2 separate regions of the Homo sapiens genome follow, and region 1 is linked to region 2. Evidence: read pairs that join two places in POLR2A ChIA-PET (ENCODE). Cell type or tissue: A673. All regions are shown on one strand. Links, peaks and the distances in the headings refer to the core of each region. The heading gives the core; the rest is flanking DNA. Region 1 overlaps DLGAP1 (DLG associated protein 1). Region 2 overlaps DLGAP1 (DLG associated protein 1).

Region 1 (11,716 bases), core at 2,893-7,892, 90 kb before region 2:
AGCAACCATGCCCAGTTACGATGCTTTACCACTGCTGAGAATTTCTAGTCATATTTACACATAAACCATACAACAGAATATTTCTTAACAACTGAAAGAATCTGATTAGCTTGACTAAACTTGGGAAAGAACAATTGACATTTTGATATTTCCTTAGCTCAACTGGACTAGTTACATTTTTACTAACTTCAAATACTTTATGATCAAGCCCTGTGCATGTGGTATGAGGGTAATCTTAGATGAAAACATCAGGAAAACTCAATTCTTTCATTCACTAACTGAAGCTCCCCTTTTTCCACAGACAGTTGACTATTATTCTAAAATTGTCTCTGCCTTCTATTTCTCTCTTCTCCCCATTGTTGAATTCTGTGGCTCCATCCCAATCTATATTTTTTTTAATTACTAAGACATTAGATGCCATCCATTAGTAATATACTGGTTTTTAAAAAATGGTTCTTTTCCAAACTATCATAAAATCAAGAGAGAGAAATGTGTACAATTTGCATTTATCCTTGTCCCTGACTTTTTTTTTTTTTTTTTTTTTTTTTTTTTTTTGACAGAATCTCACTCTGTCGCCCAGGCTGGAGTGCAGTGGCTTGATCTTGGCTCACTGCAACCTCCGTCTCCCAGGTTCAAGCAATTCTCGTGCCTTAGCCCCCCAAATAGCTGGCTTTACAGGCACACACCACCACGCCCAGCTAATTTTTTTTGTATTTTTAGTAGAGACGGGGTTTCACCATGTTGCCCAGGCTGGTCTCAAACTCCCGAGCTCAGGCAATCTACCAACCTCGGCCTCCCGAAGTGCTAGAATTACAGGCATGAGCCACTGCGCCCAGCCTTTGTCCATAACATTTACAATCTGGGTTACTTTGCTTTCTCAAAGTGAAATTATCAATTATGTCTATCTTTTTAAAAATTTAGTATTGTTTCAAGTTTTGTTTATGAAAAGAAAGAGCCTACATCTATATAAAGTGTAGGATTTATAATATCCATTGCTGCATAAATTAATATATTTACAGCTGAGTCTAAAACCATATACAAATAGAACTGGAAGGATCTGAAAGGGGGCCATATGCCTAATATCACATTTCTAAATGCTTCCTTTTTATAGAAAATAAACTCTAAATTATTGAGGAAGGAAAGCTAATTCATCATAATGGAGGTTTAAACATAAAAGGAAAAGAAGAAAGAAAATAACATATGCTTGGATTTCAAAATCCTGTTACATCATAGCACCCAAAATTGGAAGGAAGATAGAAAACACATCTTGAAAGCCTATTTCGCAGGCTTGGCTCCACCTCACAAAATCCCTGTGCCATTTTCTTAACAAACTTCTTTACATGTAGCAGTTGGATCTAATGAGAGGCTAAATCTTGCCTTTGTGTTAGAAATTGATTTATTTTTTTCCCTCGTTCTGAGTTCTCCTGTAGCCAGCCCCAGAACTCAAGAGCCTGCTTCATTGTTCATCATTTGTATTTATCACTTTTACAGACTGCCACAGGGTGCTCAGAAATCTACCACGCTCTTCAAAAGAAAACACAAAATCCCTGCTCTTCGCAGGGGACCAGCCCATTAAAAGCATTGGCAGAATCTAAGAAAAGAAAGCTGCAGTCGTGATAAAACAACGCATCCGGTAGGAGGGCCACTTAGGCTACCTCTGAGAGGTGGATTCTGAGGGGAGATGGAAAAATGTGTGGCTGAGAACACTTGCTCCCTCTTCACCTCACCACCCTTGCGATGCCTTTAGGTCAGCGGCTACCTCAGAGCAGGAGCAGGTGGCAAGCCCAACATGGAACAAGCCAGGTATTCAAGTCACATCCTAGGAGGGTCGAAAAGTGCAATTCCTCCTCAGTGGACAAATCTCATCCACCTGCGACGTGTGTGACAGTATTCAGGGTGAGGAAAACATTTGACAAAGGAAGAAAAAAAATCTAATCCCATTACCTTTGATGAGTGCTCAGAGGAAACTCCTATAAAAACTGAAGATTAAAATGTTGCATAGTGATGGCATATACCCATGCCCTCACACAGACCTCATTTCCTCTTTCATATTACCCGATAAATGCACTTTTCTCCTAAAGTGTATTTTTTTAATAAATAAAATCAGTAAGATCCTAAGATAGGTGTACTATTCTGAGTAGGAAAGTGATGTGTTTGCTTTCATTTCCTCCTGGTGTCATCATCCTTTGCCATCAGCAATGCTACCAAGATTGGAACACTGATTTGAATATTTCATACTTTAATTGACTATCGTTCTCCTGTATACCTACCCAGTTTGCAATTTCAGGTGACAGTATATTTTCAGCTTAACTTATGTTAATTCTTATCTTGAACTCTGTGGAATCGTATGACAGCAGGTTTAGGGCTAATATTAATCACTTCTCATTTTTGGCAGGTTGCTATAATTATTAAATAGGTATATAAGGTCAAGTTAAATATAGTCAACATCAACTTTATATTTGTTTTATAACAACTGTGCCTCCCACATAGCAGACACACAATAAATAATTGATAAAAGAATGATGGCGATGGCGGGGAGGCACTACATAATTGGAAGGGAGAAGGGAGAGAAAAATCTTCCTATGCTATTATTGGAAACTTTCCAACCATGTTTATGTTTCCATTAAATTAATTATAATCATCAAATAATGAAACTTATGTGGGATGCCCTCATATATGCAATGATTGTGACTGGTTACAGAAGAGCTATAGCTTTTATGTTAGAAAGGAGGATATTTTCTTTTTTTTTTTTTTTTTGAGACGGAGCCTTGCTCTGTTGCCACACTGGAGTGCAATGACGCGATCTTGGCTCACCGCAACTTCCACTTCCCAGATTCAAGCGATTCTCCTGCCTCAGCCTCCCAAGTAGCTGGAACTACAGTCGCGCGCCACCACGCCCAGCTAATTTTTTGTGTTTTTAGTAGAGACAGGGTTTCACCGTGTTACCCAGGATGGTCTTGATCTCCTGACTTCATGATCTGCCCCCTCAGCCTCCCAAAGTGCTGGGATTACAGGCGTGAGCCACCACGCCTGGCCAGAAAGGAGGATATTTTCTATGAAGCACTCATTCTATAAAAACTTGCCATTCTTATATAATGTAAATGGTAAATATGGCATTAGTGTTCTGCTTCTTTCTCCAAAGGGTATTTTTTTAAAGAACCCACAAATGTCATCTCATCTATTTTTAAGTATAGGGCTGCTGGATAAACAGCTAAATCATCTAAACCCAATGGGAAAATTCAAAGTTTAAATAAGCTATTTTATCTCATTGAAAATAAGTGGTACAGACTGACACAGGCCATATGGGTTTTTGCATACAGTTACATGTAAATTTTCTTAACTTTGAATATAAAATTCTGGTTGAAGCTGAAGAAATGGAAAAGCAAAATATAATCTGTAATGACGATTCTTTGAAGATTCTAATTTCTGATTCTGTGGTCCAAGTTTCATCAATTTCCAGTCAAAGCCTGTTCCTTAGGTTATCGTGTACATAATGGAGTTGTATCTTTAAGGTGAGATAATGTAAAGACAACACAAATTCTAAAATGCAGATCTCCAGTGGTCGTACATTTGGGGTTCTTTCACAGAATTCATTTTTTAATAAAAGTTACATATGCTAATTGTGAAAAAAATTCAAATAGTACAGATTGATACAGGGTTAAAAGTAAAAGCTCCCTCCCCCACCGTGTTCCAGTCTTATTTAACCAAAGGCAGCCATCACTGTTACCATTTTAACATTCGCCTTCTGCTATTTTCTACATATAGTCAAACATACAAATATGTATATGTGTACGTACACATTCACCTATGTACATATATTTGATTATATGGAGTGTCCATTCATTTGGCAAATGTTTAATGCTCATCTACTGTGTGCCAAGCTCACTTCCAGACACCGGGAACACAGGATTGAATCAAATCAAAACTCTTTCTTTAATGAAGCTACTTTGTACTATATTAACATCACATGTTAAAGAACTAGTATATTAGCAATACATATTGGGGAACAGTATTCACTACCATGCATTTTGCTTTTACAACCAGTGCTATGATTAATCATCTATTACATAAATCTTTTTTTTTTTTTTTTTTTTTTTTTGAGACAGAGTCTTGCTCTATCTCCCAGGCTGGAGTGCAGTGGCGCGATCTCGGCTCACTGCAAGCTCCGCCTCCTGGGTTCACGCCAGTCTCCTGCCTCAGCCTCCTGAGTAGCTGGGACTACAGGTGCCCGCCACCACACCCGGCTAATTTTTTGTATTTTTAGTAGAGACGGAGTTTCACCGTGTTAGCCAGGATAGTCTGGATCTCCTGACCTCATGATCCACCCGCCTCGGCCTCCCAAAGTGCTGGGATCACAGGTGTGAACCACCACGCCCGGCCCATAAATCTCTATACCAATTTATGAGTTGGATAAATTGCAGAAATTATTTGTGTATAGTCAGTCTTTAGGTAAATGTTTTATTTGTATTATCAACTTCTTTAGAAATGGATTCTGAGTTTTTCATTGCTAATCAAATTAATGCAACAATAGAATTTTTACACTGTGGTACTTAATCTTTTGTAAACCAACACCTTCAAGTATCTTAATAAAGGTATCAAAATTTTATCATTCAGATAAATTATTCAGGTAAATTTATCATTCAGACAAATCATTGTATCCTTGTAGATTCATCTATGAGAATGCTCCAAAAGGAAATCAGTTCAGAAGTCCTAGTTTCCCTCTATTTTCATTGATCACACGTGCTAGAAATCTCTGATTTAAATATTTCATGATACCCAAATGCCTCCCAAACAAAATAATTATCTTTTTGTTTGTTTCTGTGTAACAGAAGAGAAAAATAAAAGCTGTTTAGTAAATCAAAACAAAACAGTCCAGATGCGGTGGCTCACACCTGTAATCCCAGCACTTTGGGAGGCTGAGGCGGGCAGATCACTTGAGGGTCAGGAGTTTGAGACAAGCCTGGGCAACATGGCAAAACCCCATCTCTACCAAAAATACAAAAATTAACTGGGCGTGGTGGCATGTGCCTGTGGTTCTAGCTACTCAGGAGGCTGAAGTGGAAGGATTGCTTGAGCCTGAAAGATCGAGGCTGCAGTGAGCTGTGATTGCACCACTGCACTCCAGCCTGGGGGAGAAAGTGAGACCCTGTCAAAAAAAAACAAGGAGGAAGGAAGGAAGGAAGGAAGGAAGGAAGGAAGGAAGGAAGGAAGGAAGGAAGGAAGGAAGGAAGGAAGGAAGGAAGGAAGGAAGGAAGGAAGGAAGGAAGGAAGGAATCTTATAATTCATAGAAAATTAAAGAAAAAAGAAAATTACACCACCAATGTAATAGGGCACAACAAAAGCTACTGTTATTTATGAGATTCTCCTTTAGAAAGCTATTTGAGCTTCTCTTACTTCTATGCCTCATGTATTTATTACAACTGAAAGCAGGTCAAAATTTACATCCAGGAGCAGCCTCAAATGGAAGGAGGAAAGTTGACAGACAAGTGGGTGTACAAAGGAGAAAGGTGCTCTCACTCCTCTGCCTCAGTGATGGGGGGGGCACCTAAGCTGCCTCCCGTTTTCCACCCCTGCATCCCCCACAAGGGCCTTCTTGCCCCTACTTTGTATTTTCTGTTTCAGACTTCTTCCAGTAATATTGAGAGCATATGGCTGGTTTGGGCAGAAACTAGGAAGCCACATAAATTATTTTTCCTGACTTAGAATTATGTTCCCTCCTGGGAAAAAAAAAAAAAGAAGGTTCTCTGTGGCCGTTCCAACACAAAACATTTTTTTTTTCTGGATGTTTATCTAAATCCACTGCAAGGAAAAATAACATGATTCCTTTGTCAAATGAGATATCAAAAATGAGGCTTAATTCAATGTTTTTCTATTGATTCAGAATTTTTTAGTCTAAACGAATAATTACTAACTGGAGTAGGTGGCTAAGTGCCTACTCGTGCAGCTGTAGTGGGTCATTTGAATTGCAGAAAGCCAGCATCGTTACTAGGAGGAAGCATGAATATCTGAACCATCTCACCCAGCAGGTCAGCTTGACTCATCACCAAAAAGGTAAAGAAAGAAAATGACAAAAGAAAGCCTTTCTCAAATGAAATATATCTGCATTATTACTGTCCATGGGTAGTTCACAGTTTTTGTAATAGGAAAAACATCATCACTGAATATGAAGTGTGCTTGTGCGTTCATGTGTGTGTGACAGAGAGAGGATACTAAAGACTGAATTCCAGTCAATGTCGGGAGACAGAAGGAATAATGGAGTGTGCATGCATGGGTTCTGGTTATTTCTATATGCAAAGGTAATCATTTATTATCTTGACGAAGCATTCTTCTCTCATTACAGTTTTTACCATCAAAAGGTTGGCATGATCTAGGTTCTTGGTGTAAAATACAAGATGTGACCCAAACCTATTTGTATAGATCCATGTCACTTACATGTCTCTATTACCACCTCTCATTTGCACTGATAACTTGAATGAAACATATCCTGGCACAGGCTTGACACAAAATATGAAGTTTCCAAAGGCTGAGTCCCTCCTATACACAGTAGCCATTCCTTCATGTTTGTCTTCTACATGTTGATATAGGGAGATCAAAACAGTTTCACAGAATTTGTTGAAAGGTATTCATGAAGAGTTCAGTGGTGAGATAAATAGTTGCAGTGTGATGAACTGGGAAAGTGCAATGGGCCAAAGGAGATCTGAATTCTAACCCAGTTCTGCCACTTATTAGCCATATAAGCTGTAATTTACATTCTGGATGTCAATTTCTTTGTTTGTATGTGAAGAAGCTGACATTTCCCAAAGGATGATTTGAATAGATATTAATGTGAAGAAAAGGAGTTGAATTTGAGAAACTGAGTACTGTATTCAGAATTCTATATTGGCAGACATCCTAGAATCTTTAAGATGCTCATATGGATGGAAACTCTTTAAGAGAACAATACAGTATAAAGCATCTCCCAAACCCTCTTGGAACCACATTTCACAGAACATTTCTAAGGACTGGTGATCCAACAAACCTGCATGTTCTGCACATGCATCACAGAACTTAAAGTATTAAAAAAAAAAGGATTGGTGATCCATAAAATGTGCTTTGGAATACACAGGGTGAGATGACAGTCTTCAGATTCTGTTTGACTCGTCCTGCCATGATCTGGTGATGGGTCTCTCTGGGCCTAGTAGAGTTCAGTTGACCCTGCTGGGGGTTGTGGCCTTGCTTCCCCAAATATCTCCACAGCAACATCCAACTGCAGCTCCTTGGATGCCAAAAGAGCCTCTCTTCTGGATACTGGTCATTCATACCCCCTCTACACACATGCACCAGCAACTTCGTGCACGGAGATGTGTTCCTCCATGATCCCTGTTTGCCCACAACCATTGCGAGGTTTCTTCCCTGCCCTTGGTAGAGGAAAATCTGGGATGAAAGGTGTCCATACTTTATTTCTCAGTTGAATAAAATAGGTACAACCTGAGTGATGTAATTAGAGATTTCATGAGCACTTTTACTTTACAATATGTTGTTTTCTTTTATACTCTGCTTAGAACTAGAATTATAGGAATGAATATTGGTCTCTGCCAGACAAATGACATCATCCCTCCTCTCAAGTTGCTTACAGATTGGTGGGTGAGACTGATCTATAAACAAATGGTTTTAAAACAATGTGATCAGTGTTACATTAGTAGTATGTGCAAGTTGCTACAGTAAATCTTGATTTTTTTAAGGTTAGCTCTATATTTGTTTTATCAAGGCCGGGCATTATGGAATTCTTTGTCTTTCAGAATACAAAGGGCTTAAATAAAAGATGAGTCTATAAATTTCCTGTTTATTTATTTATTTTTGAGACAGAGTCTTGCCCTGGTTCCCAGGCTGGAGTGCAATGGCAAGATCTCGGCTCCCTGCAACCTCCGCCTCCCGGGTTCAAGGTATTCTTCTGCCCCCAGCCTCCCGAGTAGCTGGGATTGCAGGCATGTGCCACCACACCCGGCTAATTTTTTGTATCTTTAATAGAGATGGGGTTTCACCATGTTAGCCAGGCTGGTCTTGAACTCCTGACATCGTGATCCGCCCACCTCAGCCTCCCAAAGTGCTGGGATTACAGGTGTGAGCCACCACGCCTGGCCAATTTCCTGTTTATTTACCATGGTGGGATGTTTCAGGTGACTGTAGATTTTCCTGTTCATTTGTCAACAAGAAATAAAAATTCCATGAATGACTCTTTTGCCCTTAAAGAACATTGTCAATGAAATTGACATGCCAGGCACCTTGCTAGGTGCTGGTACAGAGCCAGTAAGAGTCTCACTTTGCTTACATGGCCTTTGTGGGTCTCCTGAACAACCAGTGAGGAGATGGTCTTTACACTCACGTCTTTGACCCAAACCATAGTTCCTCAGAAAATGAACGGAGCATATGCAGCTCACAGCTGAAGAGAATCTGAATATCAATAAGCACTGCAGCGGCCCTGTCTGCCCATCAAGTCTCCCTCCCACTGCCTCAGAAGCTGCCCACCCGAATTCCTGTCTATATGGTTAGTTCTGTGCAGCCACCTGCTGAGTTTAGAGTACCCAGTGCCCAATCAAACCCTAATCTAGGTGTTGCAGTAAAGTAATTGTATACACGTGGTTAAAATCTATAATCAGTAGACTTTATGTAAAGAAGATTACCCTCCATAATGTGGATGGGCCTCAACCAATCAGTTGAAAGGCCTTATGACCAAAAATTGAGGTTTTATTGACAAGATTCTGTCTCAAGACTGCAGAATCAACTCCAGCCTGAGTTTCCAGCCTGCCAGACCACCCTGTGGATTTCAGACTTGCTACTCACCACAGTCATCTCTAAAATAAATCTTTTTTTTTCCTGTTCTCTTCTGAGAACCCTGACTGATCCACAGTCCCCTATACACAGGCCTCTAGAGATTCCCCCAAGTGTACTAACCTTCCCCACCCTCCACCCCCTCCCACCCCCAAGCTCAGAGAGTCTTGGATCTATTGCACAATCCATTAAGGGTCAGCTCTATCATGAATGAAACAAGCTTTAAGGGTTTGCACCATGTGGGAACTTAACCGTTATTTAAACATGATTACTATATGAAAAAGCAACCTACAAATACACTTTGAATGAGTTAGCATGTCATATGTTACTTTATATCATCTCTATCTTTATAGTCAGTCTCTGAAGTAGGTATTGCTGTCCTCACTTTATGTTTGAAAACCTGAAGTTAAAAGATGTTCAGGTAATTAGGCCAAAATCACATGTCTGGTCTAAGTAGAGTCAGATTTGAACTCAGGTTGACCTGATGTACTGTATTCATTGCACCATCCTCCTTCCTTATAAGTGAAAAACTACCTAAGTAAGAATTACATGGTGGAAAAATATTTTATTTTCTTCAGTGCCACTTTTATAAGCATTCTCTATAGAGAAGGATTTAAACATTAGCTAACATTTATTGAGGACTTTACCATGTACCTGGCTCTTATTTTAAAGATTCTTTAAATGAAATGTCTGGGTTAAATTATATATCATTTCTGTAGTTGGGCATTTCAAAATTCTAAGACATTGTTAGTACTAATGATTTTCCCAGCTCCATCGACTTTGGGTCATAGATATTTAATGAAAGATTTCTACTCCCATTTTTAAATAATCAATATTTCATATTGACATTGAATACTATGTAAATTATAATAAAAAGATGGGATTGTTCTTGAAAGTTTTTTTTTTAAAGGTTTTGTTTTGTCTTTTTGTCCTTTTTTTTTTTTTTTTTTTTTTTTGAGATAGAGTCTTGCTCTGTCACCCAGGCTGGAGTGCAGTGGCCTGATCACAACTCACTGGAGCCTTCAGCTCCTAGGCTCAGGAGATCCTCTCACCTCAGCCTCCCAAGTAGCTAGGACTACAGGCACATGCCTCCACACCCAACTAATATTTAAATAGTTTGTTGAAATGAGGTCTTGCTCTGTTGCCCAGGCTGATCTCAAACACCTGGGCTCAAGCAAGCCTCCCGCCTCAGCCTCCCAACGTGTTGGGATTACAGGCGTGAGCCACTGTGCCTGGCCTGTCTTGTTTTTAAAAATGTTTTGAACACCACTGCCCCTGGCCCCCAGAGGCTGATGTACAAGAACATGAAAAAGCATTCAAACTTCAGGATTCTTGCCCTAACTTTGCACATGTGATAACCCAGATGATGGACTCACTTCATCTGGGCTGTCATCTCCAACCCTGGCTGGTGTTTTGTCTGACTCTTGGCTACACAGGGACCTCTTTAAAAAGACATGCAGGTCTGTGTTTATTCTGAAGACACAGAGGTTTTAAGAAATATTCTTCTACACGACTACAATCAGTACAGAAGTACAATCAGTAAAAGTAAAGGTAACTAAAGACCAAGGAGCCCAATTCAAGAAGTATTACTTTAGGGTCTCAAAACTATTCATTTGGCAAGCATCTATTAAGTACTTGCTTTATAGAAGGTACTTGAGAAGGAATGAAGATGAATAACAGTGTCTCTCTGATTAATAATGAATGTGGCAGAGCACTGTGGCAGACACTCTAACAGTAGTGCTTTTCTAAGCAATGGTAGCAACTAATTAGTGGTAGTGAAATCAATTTAATGGGTCACAAACACCATTATTTTTAATTAAATAGAATACAACAGAAGAGAATGAAAATAAAGACAGTGTGTGGCATGCCAAAAGGTTAAGTATTTCTCTCTGTCTTTCACTTGTATACGTGCTTATACTGGTTTCCAAAGTAAGATGTATTTCTTGCTGTGAGATGTAGCCAAAAGCTATTTAAAAGCCACTGCTGTAGAGAGAGAGAGAAAAAGAAGAAAACAAAAGCCTTGCTCTCAAGAAGTTTGCATCTTGCTGGGAAGATAAAGCTATTCATGAACAGCAGAATCCTTTGTCTATGGCAACTGAGACTAAGAGATAAAATTAACGTTGCTGACTTAGTGTCCCATGGGATTAAGATCACGGGAAGAAGTCAATGTGACAGTACGTTACTCCTTTCTCTTTGAAAAACTTTTTTCACTCAGCTTCCAGGACCGACAACACACCCTTTGTTGATCGTTTTAAGCCTGCCTAGTTTGTGGTTTCTTAGCTCCAAACTTCTAAGGGTGGAGCAATGCTGAGTGGACATGGCTCTTGGACCATTTCTCTCTTCTACCAACACTCACTCCTTAGGTCACCTCCTTCATTCTCAGAGCTCTAAGTCCCAGGTGTATGCCCACAGGGATGTTTGCAGCCACCCTGAAGCCCCAGTCTTAGATAGTAAGCTACCCTATTCAACATCTCTGCTTAGATGACCCATGGGCATTTCAAACTTCCTACATCCCAAACTGAACTCCTAATTTCCATCCTGAGTCTACTCCTTCTTTAGGCCTTGTCATCTCAGCTAATGGGAATTCAGTCCTTCCAGCTGATCAGGTCAAAAACCTTGGAGTCGCCCTTAACTACTGTTTCTCAGTCCACACATCCAGATCATCGTTAGCAAACCTCTTGGCCCTATCTTCTCCCTCCACCGCTGCTCTGCCCTGGCTCCTCCCCTTTAGCTACAATCTAGGTTATTGCATGAGCCTCCAAGGGTCTCTGATTCTACTCTTGTTGCCCTTGAGCCATTCTCAACTTAGCAACCTGCGTGATTCTCTTGAACTAGAATGTGTCTGTATCTCATCAAAGCCTCCATTCTACTCCCATCTCACCCCAAGTACATGCCACAGCCCTTACC
Region 2 (11,716 bases), core at 4,549-9,548:
ATAAAAACAGAATATAAACAATTATAAAGTATTAGGGAATAAAAGCATGTAAGGGCAAGTTAGAGGAAGAGGAACCCAAATGAGAATCCAGGCTGGATTCCCCAAGAAATAGAAGGAGATGTTGGCCGGGCGCAGTGGCTCACCCCTGTAATCCCAGCACTTTGGGAGGCCAAGGCAGGCAGATCACTTGAGGTCATGAGTTCAAGATCAGCCTGACCAAAATGGTGAAACCCCCCTCTCTACTAGAAATACAAAAAAAATTAGCTGGGTGTGGTGGCATCCGCCTGTAATCCCAGCTACTTGGGAGGCTGAGGCGGAGAATCACTTTAACCCAGGAAGCAGAGGTTGCAGTGAGCTGAGATTGCACCACTGCACTCCAGCCTGGGCAACAGAGTGAGACTCTGTCAAAAAAAAAAAAAAAAAAAAAGAAGAAGAAGAAGGAGGAGGAGGAAGAGGAGGAGGAGGAGAAGGAGAAGGAGAAGACAGAATAGGAATGTGGAAGTTAAAAGGCCAAGTTTCCATTGGAATTACCTTCAACACTATGTGATCTCTCAAAGTCATGATTTCTTTATCTAACAGTAGCCAGGCATTGGATAAATGGTAACAAATGTCAGGTATTATTATAAAGTAGAAATAACTCAAGAGGCAACTACAAAAGTAAACAACTTTAATGAAAGTTACATTTCTATACGGATTATAAAGCCATTATAGGTAAGGTTACTGAAAAGAAAGGCTTCGTTTTACCAAAGCAGATTGACTACTAAAATGCCCTGTGTTTGATTCCCTGAAACTAGTTCAACAGAGAACTGTCACCTACTAAGTACCATTGTCCACACCAAAGCCCAAGGGATCAAAGCCTCTCAGTTTAAGCCATTAATGTTTATGAGTATGATTTGATAAAAGTGTCATGACCAAGGCCAAATACGTTCATTTTTGAAATACAATGAAGTTAGATTAACCTCCTGAGGCCATAAAATGTTTCCTCTGGGTCCCATGGAAGAGCCTTACATTCCAATACTTTTGTAAGTCAGAGAGAAGACAACGTGAAAATGAACAAAACTTAGGGTGCAGATGGCTCCATAAGATGGTCCATCACCTCCAAAGATTCTCCCATTAGACTCCATAACCTGGAAGCATTTCCTTCTTTGGGGGAAAAAGCATCCCAGCCATCTGAAGTTATTTCCAGTAATATGTTGCAAAGTTAGTCATTTTGTCTTTTGAGACACTGGTTTAAAACTTTGTGGTCTGATGATTACTGTACACGCTCTTCTTCGCAATGGCAGCCTTCCGGATACAAAGGGTCAAGCTTGTTTGTGTGGTTGGCTCACTGTCACCTAAGAACTTCCCATTATTGGTTGTACTTTAAAGTCATGATAATGAATGGGACCTCCCAGCCCAAAAAATCAAAATCTCCCTTTAGTTCTGATAAGCTAGGAAAAGTTAACTTAGCATAAGTAATTTAGGGAGAAGGATGGAAAAAGAAGAGTGCCATTTCGTTAGACCAACATTGGAAATAATTAACGTAACATGAGAGAGTTAATGTTTCTGAATATGCACACTGTCTTTCTTCTGAGCAGATCAACTTTCTTTTGAGGTAAAGACAAAGTCATCGATGCACTATTTTGGTGTTTATTTAATGAGCGTTTCTGCATCCGGAGCACATGGGCATATAGTAACCTTTATATTGATAGCGGAGGGCTCTGTTCTATAAGTGGGCAAGATAAAACAGTTCATTTCCTTATATTTTGTGTGTTATTAATGTATGCATTGTTTTATCAGGAATGACTCACCAGAGAAGAACTATTCAATTCCTTCTGAATGATGTTTCACTTTGAAATTTGGGAATTGTGCCTTATTTCATAACGAGTGGCCAGAGTGAATGATTGTTGCAATGATGCCTCATTTCCCCATTCAGCCAGCAGACGCTCATTTTTCAAAACGCCGGACTTTCACTTCTTCTTTGAATATACACCATTTATGAAACAGCCACTCCCGTCACTGCCCTGATAACATTTGGAATGGCATCATCATTTATGTTGGCAATATCATTGCTCTGGGTCAGGTTGCAAAATAGTCAAAGAAACACATTTGTCATCTAATGCGCAAGTTCTAAAGAGAAGTGAACTTTAGGTTATAAATGCTTCCAGCTACGATTCTCTTTTTCTAAAAAAGATCTTAAAAGGAAAACGAATTTTTCAGTTTGTTTGTTGGTTGAAATTTTTGGCATTGGTATTATAAAGCGATGCAGCTGGAATCACCATAATAGCACGTAACACATGGAAAATATTACCTTGACCTGGCAAACTATTTTCATGTTTGACCACTACTTGAAGGATCCATAGGGCACATTTCTAGAACAATTTTTTTCTTTTACTTTTTTATATTAAAAAATACAGACAGGGCCTCACTATGTAGCCCAGGCTGGTCTGGGCTCAAGAGTTCCTTCCACGTAGACCTCCCAAAGTGCTAGGATTACAGGTGTGAGCCACACTGCACCCAGCCTAGTTTATCTTTTGTAACAGTAAAATGCAATAAGAGATTTACTTTCGATGTTATATTCTAGATCTGTCTTAATTTGGTTTCTCCCTCAGTGCAGCTGCAAAAAGTGGTTGCTTATCACATTCTCAGGGTTTAGTATTATTAAGAATAGTTTTTGGCTGTTATATATTAAGTAATTCCATACAAGCTTTAAGAATAGATGCAATCGTACACAATGCTACTAAGAGGACACTTAGAATATAGGGAATATCTTTACAATTTGAGGACATCAAGATGGATGTACATGAATGTAATGTGTAAATGTATGTTTTTTAAAATCCACATTTCTCTAATTACTAGTGAGATCGAGCATTTTGTCATATGCTTGGTGATATATAAAGTTACTTTCCTGTGAATTTATATATTTATTTTCTTATGATTCCCTCTTTATAGGCTTTGACCATTTTTTATTGTGTTGGTTTCATTATTTTTATTCATAATTTAAATATTATGCATGTGAACCCTTTTTGCTGCTTAGTGTTGCAAATATGTTCTTATACACAATGACTATTTTTCTTAACATTGTTGACAGGATCTTTGGCTGAACAAAAGTTTTAAATTTTCATGTACTTCCATTCATTAACCTTTCTCTTTATGGCATCTAAGTTTACCACGATGCTTCTAAAGTCTTTCTCTACCATATTCCTTTGCATTTCTTTAGGCCTTCTTTATTGCCTTCCATAAGGCTTTATAGGTTTTTTTATTCATAAAACATTGATAAATTTCTCTTTAAATTGTTTAAGTATAGAAATTGAGATTATAAAATATAATCTATATTGTATTGGAGAACTTTAAGTTTTTAAAATATTATTTTTCATCTATATGCTTAGTAGGAATTCATTTTTCCCCAAGTGGAGGCAAAAAAGGTCTAACTCCATTATTAAATACTTGATCTTTTCCTTGCCTATTCCAACTGCCACGTTTGCAATATATTATATTCAAACACATACTTAGTTCTGTTTCTGGAGTCCTTATTTCATTCTACTGCTTTGTCAGTTCCTTTACTAACATGACCCATTTTCATCATTGCAGCTATAAAGTATAGCTGAGGCCGGGCATGGTGGCACACTCCTGTAATCCCAGCACTTGGGGAGGCCAAGGTGGGCAGATCCCTTGAGGTCAGGAGTTCAAGACCAGCCTGGCCAACATGGTGTAACCCCTTCTCTACAAAAATACAAAAATTAGCTGGGCTTGATGGCATGTTCCTGTAATCCCAGCTGCTCTGGAGGCTGAAGCAGGAGAATCGCTTGAACCCAGGAGGCAGAGATTGCAGTGAGCTGAGATCGCACTACTGCACTCCAGCCTGGGCAATAAAGCAAGACTCCATCTCAAAAAAATAAATAAAAATAAAAAATAAAATATAGCTGAGATCAGATAAAGGGCATTCCTCCCCTTGTTTTTTATTTATTTTTATTTTCTGGCTGTTCTTAGAACCTTTAGACCTCCTTACTCATCAACCACATTTAATTTTCGTGTGGATTCTCAAATCTATCTCTTCCTCTCTACTACCACTAATACTTAACTGAGCCCTTTTCCCTTGTTTAGATTATAGCAACATTGCAACCACCTTAACTGGCCTTCTTTCTCTAGTATTGCCCAGTTTAGTCTACCCTCTAAACTCCGTAAGGAAATCTGATTATTTTGAGGACTCACGTAATTTTTTACAACGGTTTTGTGGAAATATAATACACATAACATATAATTCACCATTTTCAAGTGTACAATTTAATGATTTTCATATATTCAGAGTTGTGCAACCAACACTATAACTAATTTTAGAACTGTTTTATCACTGCAAAGAGAAACTCCATACCCTTCAGATATCACTTCCTAATGCCACCATCTTCCTATGCTTTCCCCGCCCAGCTCTAGTCAACCACTCACCTACTTTCTATCTTTAGCGATTTGCCTATTCTGGACATTTCATGTAAGTAGAATCATGTAATATGTGGTCTTTTGTAATATGAGGCTTCTTTCAGTTAGCATGATGTTCTCAAAGTTCATCTATATTATAGCATGTATCAATACTTCATTCCTTTTTTTAGTCAAATAGTTCATTTACCACATTTCATCTACTCAGAGTTAGACATTTGGGTTGCTTCCACCTTTTGTCTGTTATGAATAATGCTGCTCTGAATCTTATATAAACTTTAAAATGAGTTTGTTACATTTGAATAAAATTTCTATGGAGATTTATGGGGCAGTGGCTTATGCCTGTAATCCCAACACTTTGGGAGGCCAAGGTGGGCAGATCACTTGAGGTCAGGAGTCTGAGACCAGCCGGGCCAACATGGTGAAACCCCATCTCTACTAAAAATACAAAAATTAGCCGGCCGCGGTGGCGTGCGTGTGTCATTCCGGCTACTCGGGAGGCTAAGGCAGGAGAATCACTTGAACCCAGGAGGTGAAGGTTGCAGTGAGCTACACTCCACCTGGGCGACAGAGTGAGACTCCATCTCAAAAAGAGAAAAAAGGTAAAATTGACATGGAGATTTTTGTCGCAATTACGTTAAATTTATAGATAAATTTAGGGAAAATTTAAGTTTTTTTACAGGAAAATTGTTGTGGGGGTTTTTTGCATTAATTTAGCACTTACTTAGTGCCTTCCATAAATTTTATCATTTTCTTCATAAAATTTGATGCGTTTCTTTTTTGTAATTTCTGTGTATTTTATGTTTTGCAATTTTAAAGGGAATTTTTTTCATTAAAATTTTATTTGATGTTACGTGGAAAAGCTGTTAATTTATGTATTGTTACCTTGTATCTAGCTACCTTGAGGATTTCCCTTAAAAGTTCTCATGGTTTTTCAGATGATTTTCTCTTACTTTACAGATAATTGATTACATAATCTATAAATACTCAAATCTTATCTCTTTACAATGTTTATATTACTTATTTTTCAAAATTTTCTGATTTCACTGGCTAGGATGATAAATAATAGCGGCTATGGGGGCATACATCTTTTTCCCTATCAACTTTAATTTATTTAATTAGGAACAATGTTACAGCCAAAATGAAAGAAATCTAATAAAGAAAGAAAAATCGCACTAATACCATGTGAAAAGAAACTTTAAAAATAACTAACATTGGCCGGGCACAGTGGCTCATGCCTTTAATCCCAACACTTTGGGAGGCCGAGGCAGGCAGGTCACTTGAGGCCAGGAGTTCAAGACCAGCCTGGCCAACATAGCAAAACCCCATCTCTACAAAAAGTACAAAAATTAGCCAGGCATGGTGGTGTGTACCTGTTGTCTCAGCTATTCAGGGGCTGAGGCATGAGAATTGCTTGAACCTAGGAGGCGGAGGCTGCAGTGAGCCAAGATCATGCCACTGCACTCCAGCCTGGACGACAGAGCAAGACTCTGTCTCAAAAATTAAAATAAAGGCCGGGCGCGGTGGCTCACGCCTGTAATCACAGCACTTTGGGAGGCCGAGGTGGGCGGATCACGAGGTCAGGAGATCGAGACCATCCTGGATAACACTGTGAAACCCCGTCTCTACTAAAAATACAAAAAAATAGCCAGGCGTGGTGGCAGGTGCCTGTAGTCCCAGCTACTCGGGAGGCTGAGGCAGGAGAATGGCATGAACCCGGGAGGTGGAGTTTGCAGTGAGCCAAAGTTGCGCCACTGCACTCCAGCCTGGGTGACACAGCAAGACTCCGTCTCAAAAAAATAAAAAAAAAATTAAAATTAAATAAAATAACTAACATTAAATTGATTATATATGAATAGAAGGACTGAGGAAGAATATACCCCAAACTGCTATGAGTAGTTCTTTTAAGGGTATGGAATTCTACAGACAGGAACAAGGGGAGACAGAGGGACCCACCTTCTACTTTGTGCACATCTGTATAGCTTGGCTATTTGCAATTAGCATTTTCTACTTTTATAATTTTACAATGCATCCTAGAATAAATCCAAAGAATACAAAGTGTGTAGTGACTTGTCTTTACATATAAAGATTGAGAGTTGTGCCTTTTTAATGGCTAAGGTGTAAGTTCTGTTCACGAAGTTCAATTTCAACTATATTAGAGAGTTAAAGATGGAAGGAAGGAAGGAAGGAAGGAAGGAAGGAAGGAAGGAAGGAAGATAAATTGATAGATAAAAATATAGATATAGATATATACCCACTTACTGTTACCAAACAGTCCAAAAACAAAAAGATGGCCACAGGAAAGAAATAGATACAAAGAAAAGCTTTACAAATTACACAAGTCAGAATTCCTGGGCAGGACAATTGCTGCTTATTATCTGCTTCCTAGGATGGCTAGAAAAATGTGAATGAGGCAATTAGTTCATGGTTGAAGAGAATGTTAATTGCTCTCGAATGTCATCAGATCTTGATGATTTCCTGTCAAAAGCTCTTCCTTCTGAGACACTGTGGGGGAGTTTAGTAATCACAGAAGGGCATCTATGTCATTTGTCCCAGTATTTAGGGTGCTACATAAATGACAATAGTGCCACATGTTATTGCTTCCTGCATTTTGGAATGTGACTAATGCACCTCTTCCATTGTTCCCTTCCAGAATCTCCAATGAACACTCACCCAAACTCCAGATCCGGAGTCATAGTTACCTGAGGGCAGTGAGTGAAGTCTCCATCAACCGGAGCCTGGACAGCCTGGACCCTGCAGGCTTGCTCACATCACCAAAGTTCCGCTCCAGGAATGAGAGCTACATGCGAGCCATGAGCACCATCAGCCAGGTGAGGGCCGTCAGGGCAGCGGTGGTCAGGAGCCATTAGTGGCAGGAAGGTTAGTGAGAATTGAGAGGGCATGAGGTGGGGAGGCAGTCATTCATCCAGTAGACCATTGATGGATCAGACAGGAGGTCCAGTCAAGTGCTGCAAAGAGCATGCCATGGGTTCAGCCGCAGTAAGCCCCCGGTATCAATGGTCTGCCAGGAGGTGGGGCCCTCTGTAAGTGGATAAAGCACAATGAAGAGGGTCCTTGGAAATTCACTAGAGATCAGGAGTTCAAGATCAGCCTGGCCAACATGGTGAAACCCTGTATCTATCAAAAATACAAATGTAAGCCTGGCATGGTGGCACCCATCTGTGATCCCAGCTACTCTGGAGGCTGAGGCAAGAGAATCACTTGAAACTGGGAGGCAGAGGTTGCAGTGAACCGAGATCACGTCACTGCACTCCAGCCTGGGCGACATAGCAAGACTCTTTCTCTGTTAAAAAAAAAGAAAAAGAAAAAGAAAACTTCGGCTTTTAAACAAGCAAGGGATATGAATCTAACTTTGACATAGGATAACTAATCTGGCAAAAAAACATAGGAAAGATTGGAGAGAATGAGAAGCTAGAAGCAGAGAGGCTAGTTTGGAAGACACTGTGATCATCAAGGTGAGAATTAATGTTACTGATGGTGATGGTGACCATAGTGGTGATGTTGGTGTGTTGGTGATAATGATGGCAGTGATGGTGATGATGGCGATGGTGGTGATGGTGATGGTGGTAGCAGTGATGATAGTGATGGTGATGGTGGTGATGTTGGTGATGGTGTTGGTAGTGATGGTGGTGGTAATTATGGTGATGGCAGTGGTAGTGGTAGTGATAGTAATGGTGATGGTAATGGTGATGGTAGTGGCAGTGATGATGGTGATGGTGGTGACAGTGATGGTAATAGTAATGGCAGTGGTGATTGTGATGATGGTGATGGTGGTGGTGATGGTGATGTGGTGGTGGTGGTGGTGGTGGTGGTGATGGTGGTGGTGGTGGTGGTGATGTGATGTGGTGGTGGTGGTGGTGGTGATGGTGATGTGGTGGTGGTGATTGTGGTGGTGATGGTGATGGTGGTGGTGGTGATGGTGATGTGGTGGTGGTGGTGGTGATTTGGTGGTGGTGGTGGTGGTGGTGGTGATGTGGTGGTGATGGTGGTGGTGATGGTGATGGTGATGTGGTGGTGGTGGTGATGGTGGTGGTGATGGTGATGGTGGTGGTGGTGATGGTGATGGTGGTGGTGGTGGTGGTGGTGATGGTGGTGGTGGTGAGGTGATGGTGGTGGTGGTGGTGGTGATGGTGGTGGTGGTGGTGAGGTGATGGTGGTGGTGGTGGTGATGTGATGGTGGTGGTGGTGGTGACAGTGGTGGCAGTGGTGGTGATGACCATGGTGGTGGTGGTGTTGGTAATGGGTGGCAGTGGTGGTTGTGATGGTGACGGTGGTGGCGGTGGTGGTCGTGATGGTGGTGGTGATGATTATGGTAATAGCAATGGTGACAGTGGTGGCGGTGGTGGTTATGATGGTGGTTGTGATTGTGGTGATAGTGATGGTGACAGTGGTGGTGGTGGTGGTCGTGATTGTGATGGTGGTAGCAGTGACAGTGGTGATAGTGATGCTATGGTGTGGTGCTGGTATAGATGAAAACAAGGTATTCAGAAAAAATTATGAAATGGTAGGCTGATCACTGAAACATCTGTCAAAATAAGACCCTGAAATAGGGACACTGCTCTCATTCTGTCCCTATCAACAAAATTAAGCTCCCTGCTCTAAATGGAGTCCTGAAGAAAAAAATCAGGAACTGCAGGGCAGGCTCCAAGGGCAGAGTAGGGAGGGAGCCAGGGAAAGCTGTCATGTGGGATTTCAGTGCTGACCCATCGTGTGTTTCCTTGCTTTACAGAAATCTCCAAGAACATGCAAACCTATTCGTGCTGGTTACTGCTTGTCCAATGATATACATTATCCCAATTCTCAGGGAAATAGCTGGAGCCTCATTTTGGTGCATTTTGGACTTGTTTTGTTTTTATCTTTTTCACAATAGGTAATATAACATTTAAAACTTTTTGGAGCACATATTTATTCTGCATGGCCTAAAGGTCACACAGTCATTGAGAATTATAAAATGGTCTACAAACCTAGGGGTCATACATGCAGAATACATCAGTGGATTTAAAATATTCTGTTGGAAAAATATTTATATACATTCATGGTTTTCATAACTTTATGGAGAACTTTTAATTTCCCCCAGCAGCACACTACCCTTGCAGCTCACTGTTTTTAGTCCCTGGCTGCACATTTGACCTTCTTTAGGGCAACATCACTTTCTAATGATAGCTTAGTAAGATACCAACAAATCATTGCACAGACACATGGGAGAAGTAATGCTGTCAGGTCAAGCACTGCAATTCCATGACGTAGCCATTCGGCCTTAGGTAAAATACAGAAAGAATGGCCAGCTGAAATGGATTCCTAATGACATCATTTTTCTAGTTCCATATTCAATTTTCAAGTAACACAGTATCTTTTTTTTTCTTTTATTTTTATACTTTAAGTTTTAGGGTACATGTGCACATTGTGCAGGTTAGTTACATATGTATACATGTGCCGCACTGGTGCGCTGCACCCACTAACTTGTCATCTTGCATTAGGTATATCTCCCAATGGTATCCCTCCCCCCTCCCCCGACCCCACAACAGTCCCCAGAGTGTGATGTTCCCCTTCCTGTGTCCATGTGATCTCATTGTTCAATTCCCACCTATGAGTGAGAATATGCGGTGTTTGGTTTTTTGTTCTTGCGATAGTTTACTGAGAATGATGATTTTCAATTTCATCCATGTCCCTACAAAGGACATGAACTCATCATTTTTTATGGCTGCATAGTATTCCATGGTGTATATGTGCCACATTTTCTTAATCCAGTCTATCATTGTTGGACATTTGGGTTGGTTCCAAGTCTTTGCTATTGTGAATAGTGCCACAATAAACATACGTGTGCATGTGTCTTTATAGCAGCATGATTTATAGTCCTTTGGGTATATACCCAGTAATTGGATGGCTGGGTCAAATGGTATTTCTGGTTCTAGATCCCTGAGGAATCGCCACACTGACTTCCACAATGGTTGAACTAGTTTACAGTCCCACCAACAGTGTAAAAGTGTTCCTATTTCTCCACATCCTCTCCAGCACCTGTTGTTTCCTGACTTTTTAATGATTGCCATTCTAACTGGTGTGAGATGGTATCTCATTGTGGTTTTGATTTGCATTTCTCTGATGGCCAGTGATGATGAGCATTTTTTCATGTGTTTTTTGACTGCATAAATGTCTTCTTTTGAGAAGTGTCTGTTCATGTCCTTCGCCCACTTTTTGATGGGGTTGTTTGTTTTTTTCTTGTAAATTTGTTTGAGTTCATTGTAGATTCTGGATATTAGCCCTTTGTCAGATGAGTAGGTTGCAAAAATTTTCTCCCATTTTGTAGGTTGCCTGTTCACTCTGATGGTAGTTTCTTTTGCTGTACAGAAGCTCTTTAGTTTAATTAGATCCCATTTGTCAATTTTGTCTTTTGTTGCCATTGCTTTTGGTGTTTTAGACATGAAGTCCTTGCCCATGCCTATGTCCTGAATGGTATTGCCTAGGTTTTCTTCTAGGGTTTTTATGGTTTTAGGTCTAACGTTTAAGTCTTTAATTCATCTTGAATTAATTTTTGTATAAGGTGTAAGGAAGGGATCCAGTTTCAGCTTTCTACATATGGCTAGCCAGTTTTCCAAGCACCATTTATTAAATAGGGAATCCTTTCCCCATTGCTTGTTTTTCTCAGGTTTGTCAAAGATCAGATAGTTGTAGATATGTGGCGTTATTTCTGAGGGCTCTGTTCTGTTCCATTGATCTATATCTCTGTTTTGGTACCAGTACCATGCTGTTTTGGTTACTGTAGCCTTGTAGTATAGTTTGAAGTCAGATAGTGTGATGCCTCCAGCTTTGTTCTTTTGGCTTAGGATTGACTTGGCGATGCGGGCTCTTTTTTTGTTCCATATGAACTTTAAAGTAGTTTTTTCCAATTCTGTGAAGAAAGTCACTGGTAGCTTGATGGGGATGGCATTGAATCTGTAAATTACCTTGGGCAGTATGGCCATTTTCACGATATTGATTCTTCCTACCCATGAGCATGGAATGTTCTTCCATTTGTTTGTATCCTCTTTTATTTCATTGAGCAGTGGTTTGTAGTTCTTCTTGAAGAGGTCCTTCACATCCCTTGTAAGTTGGATTCGTAGGTATTTTATTCTCTTTGAAGCAATTGTGAATGGGAGTTCACTCATGATTTGGCTCTCTGTTTGTCTGTTGTTGGTGTATAACAATGCTTGTGATTTTTGTACATTGATTTTGTATCCTGAGACTTTGCTGAAGTTGCTTATCAGCTTAAGGAGATTTTGGGCTGAGACAATGGGGTTTTCTAGATATA

Evidence for each region. Peaks named below come from ENCODE experiments on the same cell type or tissue, not always from the same donor. Only the 100,000 strongest peaks of a DNase experiment are listed, where the experiment ranks them.
Region 1: POLR2A ChIA-PET joins it to region 2 with 40 read pairs; 2 of 35 experiments call an interaction of 5 or more read pairs at or near these places.

Annotation. Positions count from the first base shown.
Region 1 is chr18:3,826,689-3,838,404 of GRCh38, reverse strand. The region is part of intron 4 of DLGAP1 (DLG associated protein 1); the gene reads left to right. Among named protein-coding and RNA genes, the nearest start is that of DLGAP1-AS3, 46 kb to the left of the region's middle. In A673, for the core only: no CTCF peak of the experiment used is centred there; DNase peaks (open chromatin) are centred at 5,094, 5,444 and 5,994; H3K4me3 peaks cover 761 bases; H3K27ac peaks cover 5,000 bases.
Region 2 is chr18:3,737,860-3,749,575 of GRCh38, reverse strand. It overlaps DLGAP1 (DLG associated protein 1), which reads left to right. Exons shown (of 13, transcript NM_004746.4): 6 at 7,064-7,241. Among named protein-coding and RNA genes, the nearest start is that of DLGAP1-AS6, 91 kb to the right of the region's middle. In A673, for the core only: no CTCF peak of the experiment used is centred there; a DNase peak (open chromatin) is centred at 6,835; H3K4me3 peaks cover 554 bases; H3K27ac peaks cover 4,233 bases.